Linked DNA regions of Mus musculus: region 2 is linked to region 1. A link is a contact called in ENCODE POLR2A ChIA-PET data. All regions are on one chromosome and are shown on one strand. Each heading gives the region's core, a stretch centred on a gene start or an enhancer-like site at or near the end of the contact. The rest is flanking DNA. Distances are from core to core; before and after follow the strand shown. Region 1 holds the start of Mlec (malectin). Region 2 holds the start of Dynll1 (dynein light chain LC8-type 1).

Evidence for each region. ChIA-PET counts read pairs that join two places held with the same protein, here RNA polymerase II (POLR2A).
Region 2: POLR2A ChIA-PET joins it to region 1 with 11 read pairs in Patski. The contact joins the promoter of Dynll1 here to the promoter of Mlec in region 1. POLR2A ChIA-PET finds 5 or more read pairs at or near these places in 4 of 5 experiments (Patski and embryonic stem cell).

What each region holds. Positions count from the first base shown.
Region 1 is chr5:115,156,246-115,160,936 of GRCm38, forward strand. It overlaps Mlec (malectin), which reads right to left and starts at 1,931. Exons shown (of 5, transcript NM_175403.3): 1 at 1,558-1,931. The coding sequence starts at 1,789. It overlaps Gm35465 (a long non-coding RNA gene), which reads left to right and starts at 3,254. Exons shown (of 2, transcript XR_387598.3): 1 at 3,254-4,608.
Region 2 is chr5:115,298,111-115,302,801 of GRCm38, forward strand. It overlaps Dynll1 (dynein light chain LC8-type 1), which reads right to left and starts at 2,880. Exons shown (of 3, transcript NM_019682.4): 1 at 2,722-2,880; 2 at 2,403-2,540; 3 at 1-723. The coding sequence starts at 2,534. The coding sequence ends at 586. It overlaps Gm13830 (predicted gene 13830), which reads left to right and starts at 3,010. Exons shown (of 2, transcript NR_131932.1): 1 at 3,010-3,123.

The DNA of each region.
Region 1 (4,691 bases), core at 681-3,180:
TCATAATGTAGCCCTGGATTGCTGGCTGACCTGGATCTCCCTAGATAAACCAGACTGGCTTTCATCAATCAGGGATCCTCCTGCCTCTGCCTTGATGGTACTGAGATTATAGGTGTGTGCCACAACATCCAGATAAGACACACACAATATAACTATCTCGACACAGAAACTGGGAGAAACTAAGTTGAAACCTTCAGTAAAGTTAAAAGAACCACACACAAACACTGAAAAAAGAGATTTCCTGTTGTCTGCAAAGGCAGCCTCTGCGCCCAGCATACAGCATCAATCTTCCAGAACATGAAACAAGAAAAACCTTTTCAAAAAACCTTTTCAAACAGTTTTGTGTAGTGTTCTGCCTGCATGTATGTCTCTCTGTGCACACGTGTGCCTGTGACTGTGGATGTCAGAAAGCCGCACTGGATCCCTGGGAAATGGAGTTATGGACAATCCTGAGCTATCATCTGGATGCTGGGAATCAAACGGGTTCTCTGAGAGAACAATCTGCACTCTTAACCACCGAGCCAGCTCTTCAGTCCCCGACTTTCCTTCTAAACCTGTTTTTCAATCCTACTTATGGAAGAATCTAGAGCGGTTTTCTCCAAAGAATGAATTGGGGGGGGGGGGGGTAAGGTAACCTATAACAGAAGTGCCTAGGGCAGAGACCCGAGTCCCAGCTAGTTAAGTTAAAAAAAAAAAAAAAAGTTTGTCTACTGTGTCTAGAGACTGCCCAGGAACCTGTATTTTTAACCATCTGTTCTCAAAAATTCTCATTTGGCCGTTGTGAACCTGTATTTTTAACCATCTGCCCTCAAAATTCTCATTTGGCCGTTGTGAACTGTGAAACTCTGTAAAACCCACTTTCCCCCTAAGCTGGGATCAAACGTCTTACGATCACCCGGGGGTCACACTCAAACCTTACACAGGTTGACCTCATAGGCAGGATGGGCTGCGATATACCGACACCCGTCGGGTGGCTTTGACTTTTAAGCATACAAATTCCAAAGGAGGGGAGGGGAGGGGTGCCACAGTCAAACTTTCCCGTACTATTCCCCCTTCGAAGACTCCCTGCCGTTCTGGCGAAGAATCAAGCCTCAGTCCCGGGCTTGGAAGGGGCACGGAAAACGGCGGGTGATCTGTAGGGTGGGCAAAGCATCTCCTGGAAACCGTCGCGATGGATGGCAGAGCAGCGGAGTCGATGACCTCCAACCTGCGAGGCCTCCAGGCGCCAGGCAAAAGGCCACCCTTGCCTTTTACATTCCCAGCTTGGGTGGGATGAGGGGCTGGGGCAAGGTAAAATGAGAAAGGGTCTAAATATAAACTTCTCGCCAACTCTATGCCTCGATGGCTCTTGGAAGCTTCCAGTCAGGGCTAGGCCCTGGGTCCTGGCCAGGTCCCTGGAGGGTGGGGGGTTGGGGGGCTGGGGGTAGGTTCACTGCAGAGAGAAACTTCGTTCCAAGGCTGTGGTCTCCCGGCTGGAGAGGAAGGGGTTCGAGGCCCGCAGCTGCGCCCTGCTCCCAGGCTGCGGACCCCCCCAGGCTCGGCCGGAGGGGCTCTCACCTCGGCCCACCCGGCCTTCCAGAGGGTCCTTGCGGAAGTGGATCCCGTGCACGTCCACATGCGCCTCGCCGCCTGCGTTCACTGCCCAGATGACGCTCTCCGGCAGTCCGGCCCCGGCGGCGCCGACCACGCCGAGCCCCGGACCCCGGAGCTTCGGTCCCAGCAGCAGCAGCAACAGAAGCAGCCGGAGAAGCGCCACAGCGGTTCCCTCGGCTCCCCGGGGCCTCAGCATGGCGGCCACCACGGCGGGGGCAGCCCCTGCCGACCCTCGTCCTCGGCCGGCCGCCCCCAACTCAGGAGAACAGCGCAGCGGACCGTTCTGCCTCGGCAACCCGGGACATGTCGCTCTCAGGGCCTCCTCCTCCTCCTCCTCCACCTCCTCGGCCTTGGGGCGCCGCCTCCCACCTCGGGAGCAACCTACCCCGACGCCCAGCCCTCAGCCCGGAGCGCCTCAGCCAATCAGAGGGAGGCCCTCATGAATTACCCACCACCCCGCCGAGAGCGGCCGCGCCATTGGCTGGTGCGTCCGGGGAGGGGAGTGGCCGCGCCTAGGCTCCGGCCCAACCACGGGGCACGAGAAGGAGCGCGCGCCCAGGGAGGGAGTTCGGTTGAAGCGGCGGTTCCATGCGGAAGTGGCGGGTGCAGCGCCCAGGCCGCCCCGGAATCCCACAGTCGACTGGGAAAGGTGGCCTGGGCCGGGGAAGGTTTAGAGAAGGGCGCACTGACACGTCGCCAACACTTCCGGTGCTCTAGAGCTGGGGACCGAGTCAGCTCAGAAGGGGGCGTTGCCGCCTTTTCCATCCCTCCTCCTTCAACTCAGAAAGCAAGAGCCCAGGCTCTTGCAAGCCGAGCGATGGTTTGTCCCCGGGTGGAGCATCGGGGCCCGTCTCTCCCTTGGATGCCATGTGAACAGGTGGCGGGACACGCGAGTCCCGCGAGGATACGGTCCCCACCGTCACCCCTTAGCAGGCGCTTGGTGTGTGGTAGCGTCCAGGAGGCCGTCCAATCAGAATGCTCCAACGCAGCGGAAACGCGTGGCTGTTAGGGGGAGGGGGCTCCAGGGTGCCTGCGTCTCCATGGCGACGGTCCCTGGCGGGCCTGGAAACCTAAGTGGAGCTAGGGGCTTCCTCCTCCTCCTCCTGCTGGGGACCACTGGCACGACCCGAGCTCCCTGCTTTGGCATTTCACACAGCGCTCTTCTGCGTTATTGTCCATGCCCTTGGGTATCTGCCTCAACTCCCATTTTTCCGACCCAGCCAAGCGGGGGAAGTGGAATCATTTGTTCCATAAGTACTTATCCTGTCCATACAGATAATGCGGACAAAACATGGAAAGCCCGGTTGAATTTGATTTTTGAGGTTCAGAAAAAGGAACATAAAACAACTCTGGGCGCGCTGACGCCAGGTGACGCGTGCCTGTATTCTCAGAGGTTAAAGCAGGATGATTACCGGGAGTTTTAAAAGGCCAGCTTGAGCTCCAAGAGTGCGATCCTGTCTCTATAACAATAAATAGGAGGCTGGAAAGATGGCTCGGTGTCTAGAGCGCTAGCTGCTTTGGCAGAGAACATGGGTTTTTTTACCCCCAGTCCCCTTAAGGCTGCTAAGGATGTGGGGGCCCAAAGGCCAGGAGGTCGTGGCACATGCCTTTAATCCCAGCACTTGGGAGGCAGAGGCAGGCGGATTTCTGAGTTCGAGGCCAGCCTGGTCTACAAAGTGAGTTCCAGAACAGCCAGGGCTATACAGAGAAAAACTAAAAAAAAAAGAAGGGGTCGCGGTTTTCTGACCTTCATTGTGTGTCCGTGACACGTAGACATACAGGTATTAAAGCCCCTGCTTGGGACTGCCAAGATCCAGGTCAAAGTTTTCTCTAAATCCGCAAAACTCTCTCAGGACAGGTGACCTTCATAGAGTGACAGGAGCTACAGTCTGGGGCTGAGCCCGAGATGGGCTCCGTTCCCCTCTCAGTGGCTTCCCAGTTCTATCATCCATTAGAGCTTTGAGCCTTTGCTGACCCAAACACCATCCATCTACTCAGAAAATTCTCTCCCTAGCCCTGCACCTCTCTCCTCTGGGAAACCAGGGTTGAGCTGAGCACGGTTCCTTCCTACCCTGGAGGTGCATTCCCAGACTTTGACTCTGTCTCTTGCTAAGTTGTCCAGACTGGCCTCAAATTTGTGATCCTCCTGCCTCAGCTTTCCGAGTAGCTAAAACAGCAGGCTGGTGCTACCTTGCCCAGCGAAAACAATATGCTTGTTATGGAAAAATGCAGGTAACACGGAAGAGAACTTGGAAAAAAAAAAAGAAGAAGAAGCCATCCAAAAGCCAAGCTTAGGACTGTAGCCAAGACAGGGCCCTGACAGCAGGTTCTCCACAGCCATCCGTTCCCACACACTTGAATCTCATATCCACCTCAGAAAGCTAAAAAACAGGAAATGTTCCCCCCGTTTTATGGATGAGAAACTTAAAAAGTTGAAGATGGTGAAGTAACCTGTATAGAACCACACAACAGTATTCAGCTTCCAGCCCACGTATGCTGTGAGGCTGGCTACCTGTGAGTGAGGCCATATTTGATGCAAATGAACGGTGTCTCTTATGTTACCCGGGTAAAGGAATTCACCTCTCTGTGCCTCAGTTTCCCCCTCTCTGATACAAAATATTTGTACATATGTCCTAAGACTGTGTGACATAAAAGAGATAAATTTTAAGGGAAGAGAATTTTTAAAAAAAGCTTTTGGAAAAGTCATTTCTTTGTAAGCAGAAGGTAGGGGGGAGGCACATAGGTACACGCCACAGCTTGGCTGTAGAGGTCAGAGGACAACACTAGTTAATGAGTTTCATCATCACCTTGGGTCGTCAGGCTCAGCAGCAAGCGCTTGTACACCCTAGGCTGTCTTACTGCCTCTTCTTTTTGTTTTAGTTTTAGATGAAGCCAGGCCAGATGAACTCAGGAAGTCTGTAGCTGAGGACGGCAGTCAGTCCCTGTGCCTGCTGGGCTACCGTGCCAGCCCAAGAGCATTCTGGGACTGCGGAGCACATGACTAAATGTCAATAAGTAAGTCTTAAGTGTTTGGGGGGTCACCGAGACTTGGATTCAAAGGCTGATTCTACTTTTTAGAGCTATGTGGAACTTGGGGA
Region 2 (4,691 bases), core at 1,630-4,129, 140 kb after region 1:
TGATTTCTGAGCACAGCCAGTGAAAGCAGCAGCCTAGCAAATGAACTCTTGTGGTCGGTCCGCTAATCCAGGGCCGCCTAGAACCTGCTCTACTCCTTCCTTAGCTTCCCAAGTGCTAGGCTGACAGGAACAGGGCCTCAGACCTGTGGCTAATAATCCAAATCATCTGGAAAGACAGGTGTGGCCTGCCAGACATTCCATCAAGAGAACTAAACTAATCCTACAGAACAGGAACACCTCAGACAACAGACCAAGTCACTTACCAACTGCTAAGCCTCATCAACCCTATCTTGAACAAACTAGCAGAGACATACATCTCCAACAGATTTATTTTTAAAGGAATGACCTAAGGGAGAAAAAAATGGGGGTACAGAAGTATGGACTAGAAAATAAATACAAATGTAAGCTGTTTTACTAATTTTATAACCACAGACTTGTACAGAGAATGAAGCCCTGTACACAACACAACAGATTCAAACGAGGTGTTCCCTTAGCAAGGCTGAAGATTCAGTCTCTGGTATTTGGAATTTGGATGCAGTCCTTGTTTTTGGATGGATCACTGGGTGTTTGGCACAGTCCATGCTTTTAACCAGATTTGAACAGAAGAATGGCCACCTGACCCAGGTAGAAGTAGATGAAGTGTTTGGTTTCATGTGTCACATAACTACCGAAGTTTCGGCCCACAATGCAGTGCCAGGTAGGGTTGTACTTCTTGTCAAACTCCTAGGAAGAAGAAACAGAAATTTAGTGGTACACCTGGAGGATTCACTTTCCAGAGCCTGTAGGACCAGAAAGGGCAATCCTGGCATCTGTAATTGTCTCCACACTGGGACTGAATCCAGGGCATGGGCATGCAGGCAAGCGCTCACCACAGCCCCAGCAAATTCTTAAGAGAATGTTCCCTGGCTTTAAATCATCTACCTAATGCAACGTGCTTGCAGTCTGAGGTAAACTGAGAATGGGAGCTAAGAAGATCAAAGGTAGAAGGTCATTTTCAAGGACAGTTCTGTTTCAATGAGGGCACTTCTGGACTACTTTGATTTTTTTGTTTTGTTTTGTTTTCTAAAGACAGGGTCTCTCTGTAGTCCTGACCGCACTAGAACTGGTTTGGTCTCAAAAATCAAAGAGATCTGCCTGCCTCTGCCTTCCTAGTGCTGGGGGGTTAAAAGACCCATCATCTGCACCTCACCTCTGACTCCAGCAATTCGATGGAGGTAGATGACATCAGCATTTGCAGTTCATCAGGCTCCACCACTGTATTTGCCATGCACCCCAAATCAGGAAGACAACCACCACCCCCCCCCCCAAAGACCAAAGGACAAAGTCTCAATTACCACATAAATCAAGCCAGGCTGAAAAATGCAACAGAACCTGACAGTTAAATGCCAGGACTTTATCTTTTAAAATCGCTCTCCTCCACATCTACCCAGTCTTAAAAATTAGCAAGTTAGAGAGCATCTGCTACCTGATTCTCCCATCCCATGGACATTAAAACTAGCAATGTGTTCATTTCTTCACTAGTTGGATAGAACCAGGGCCAGAGATGATGTAAAATTCTTTAGGGCTCCTACTATCTTATCGGGCAATCGGTATGAAAACCTCATTTATTAAGCAGAATGTCTCTCTTACAATCCAGACGCACATACTGCTGCATTTGTCAAAAAAAGATATTCAAGCCGGGCGTGGTCTCGCACGCCTTTAGTCCCAGCACTTGGGAGGCAGAGGCAGGCGGATTTCTGAGTTCGAGGCCAGCCTGGTCTACAAAGTGAGTTCCAGGACAGCCAGGGCTACACAGAGAAACCAAAAAAAAAAAAAAAGTATTCATTTTTGTTCCATGTGAGTCTTTCATCCTCCCGTTCTCCACTGGAACCCTCCCACGGCTTCGGCTTCCAGTTTCCTTCCAGCAAACATAGCTTGAGAAGTTGGCAGTCTTGCGCCAGCTTTCTACAAAACTGCCATTTACCAAGCCTCCACCCAAGCCCCCCAAACCACCACTGCCACCCACTTTCCCTGAACTGTCGACTAACTCCCGACTAGAAGGCTGGCAAGATCTCCTCCTAGCCCGGCTGGAAACACCCACGCAGGCAGGCGCAACCCCCCCCCCTCCCGGAACACCCAGATGGATCCTCGGCGCAGGAATTCTACAGCAGGGGGAACTGCTCGCAACTCCCTGATCTTGGAAACCGTTGCTAGGTGGCGCTTTCCCCCAAGGAGCTGGGGGTTTAAAAAAAAAAAAAAAACTTCTGGCGTTGAGGGTCTGGTCTTCCCCAGAGGAACGCGAAACCCTTGCGTCCTTTCTAGAACTATCCATCCCGAGCCGCCCTGAGTGCTACAGGGAAACTGCCAGGCGCCCAGAGGACGCAGAATCGGGGAGTAGGAACTACGCGGCGCCGGGTCCTCACCTTCTTGATATGGGCCGCAATATCCTTCTCGATGTTGTACTTCTCCAACGCCTGGGTAGCGCACTCCACCGAGTCCTGTTGCATCTCTTCCGACATGTCTGCATTTTTGATCACCGCCTTCCGGTCGCACATGGTTACCTGTGTGGTGACGAAGCGCAGGGAAGAGGGAGAGGGGTCGGGTGCGGGCCGCGCTCGCTGCCCTCCCGACCGGCGCCCCCCTTGAGGACGACGCCCCCACCCGCTTCCGAGGGGCAGCTCCCGAGGTCCGCACCGCAGGCCCGAGGTAGGGGGGACGGGGAGGACCCGAGCCCGGTCTCACCGTGGAGCAGAGGCCAGCCGGCTGCTGCGAGCTCCTAGGGAAGGTGCGGGCGCCGCTCAAGCAGCAGAAGACAGCCGGTCGCTACCGAAGCCGTGGCGCATCTAAGCTGCCCCACGCCAGCCGCCGCCGCCTAATCCCTAGGCCCCGCCCTGCGCCCGCGGCCCCGCCCCCGGCCCGCGTCGCTATTGGCCATCCGCTACCGCCAGCCTCTCCCGATTGGCTAGCGGATTCAATGGTTCCCTCAGGATCTTTCCCCCGCGTTTTGTTGCAGACCACAATGCACCGCGCACAGCGTCGGTTGCCCGGGCGATGCGCGGCACGCGTGCGGAGGCCCACACACCCTGAAGGCGGAGCCCCGGGTCGAGTGGCTGGCTCCCGGACCACCCAGCAGTCTGGAAGGAGGTGAGGGCGGGCATTTTCCTCTCGGGGGCCCCACTGAGGTTAGCGCAGGGTGTGTTCTGGAATCGCAGGTTCTAGAAGGCTGGGAGCTGCCGCCCCAGGTGCCGCCCATTTCCACCATCTCCCCCCACCCACCCGGGGTCCGCACGATTTATGGCCTTTGACAGGTGGCCTCGAGCTTAGCAAGGGTGAGCCATCGATGCAGTTGCACTCAGGGTCTCGTAGGGCTTGGTTCGAAGCTCTGCTGTCACATTCCTGAAGTTTGTAAGTAAGTGCGTGTGTCTGAGGAGGCCCTGGGCTTGAGAGGCAAGTTCTACGTTCTGCCACTGAACCCTGTTTTCTTTCTTTTTCGTTTTTTCTGCCCGTGTCCTCCCCACCCTACCTTAGCATCGTCTCCCTAAGTAGCCCCAGGATGATCTAAAGTTCGCATTTCTTCTTGGCGCCTCCCCCATGCGCCATCACACCGGGTTAAATTCCGAATTTTATAACATGACACTACATGCTTATTTCGTACTGTAGCCCCTGTGTAGCTGGTACTGCCCTAGGAGACCGTATACATACTGATAGCCTAATGATTGAAGGAGAAATTCGGGAAAGGGATCGCGTATCCAGGAGGTAGAGCCTGTCTGCCAGGCAGTGGGGACCTCAAGATCTGGAATGTGGGTGGATGCCCAGTGTGTACAGGTGAGGCTGCTTCCTCGGATAGAATGTCCATTTGGGCAAAGTTTCTTGGCTGAGGATTTATTTATACAAAGGAAGACGTATCTTAAGAAAGTGATCCTAAGATGTGTCTCCTCTGGCATTTATGACTAATCGTACCCACATAATAAATAAATAAATAAAAATAACAAAATACTGGGCTACCCCTCAGTCAGTAGAGCATTTGCTTGGTATGAGTGAGGCCAGAGGCTGCATATTTGATCCCCAGGAGGCTCCAGGAGGGAGTCAGAACACTGGAAGACAGGAACAGAAGGATCAGAAATTCAAGTCCAGCTTTGGATAGATGGCGCCAAGGCTAGCCTGGGCTACATGAGATCCTGTGTAAACTGCCCTCCCCCCCAAAAAAATAAATGAAATAAAACGAGTCAGCAGCAGTGAGTGGGTGCTTGACCTCTGCTCAGCACCGTACCACTCACAACAGCTGTGTCTGAGAGGATCTTCTTTTTCTTGCTCTCTTTAAAAAAAAAAAAAAAAAAAAAAAAAGCTGGGCGTGGTGGCACACGCCTTTAATCCCAGCACTTGGGAGGCAGAGGCAGACGGATTTCTGAGTTCGAGGCCAGCCTGGTCTACAAAGTGAGTTCCAGGACAGCCAGGGCTACACAGAGAAGCCCTGTCTTGAAAAACCAAAAAAAAAAAAAAAAAAAAAAAAAAAGTTTGTGGGTGTTTGGTTGTATGTCCCTGTGCCACATCTATGCCTGGTACTCAGGGAGGACAGGAAAGGGCATTGGGTGGTCTGGCTCTGGGATTTCAGAGAGTTGTAAACTGCCATATGGGTGATGGGAATTGAACCTGGATCCTCAGAAGAACATCTGTAACTGCTGAGCTCTCTTTCCAGCCCCAAGGGGACCCTC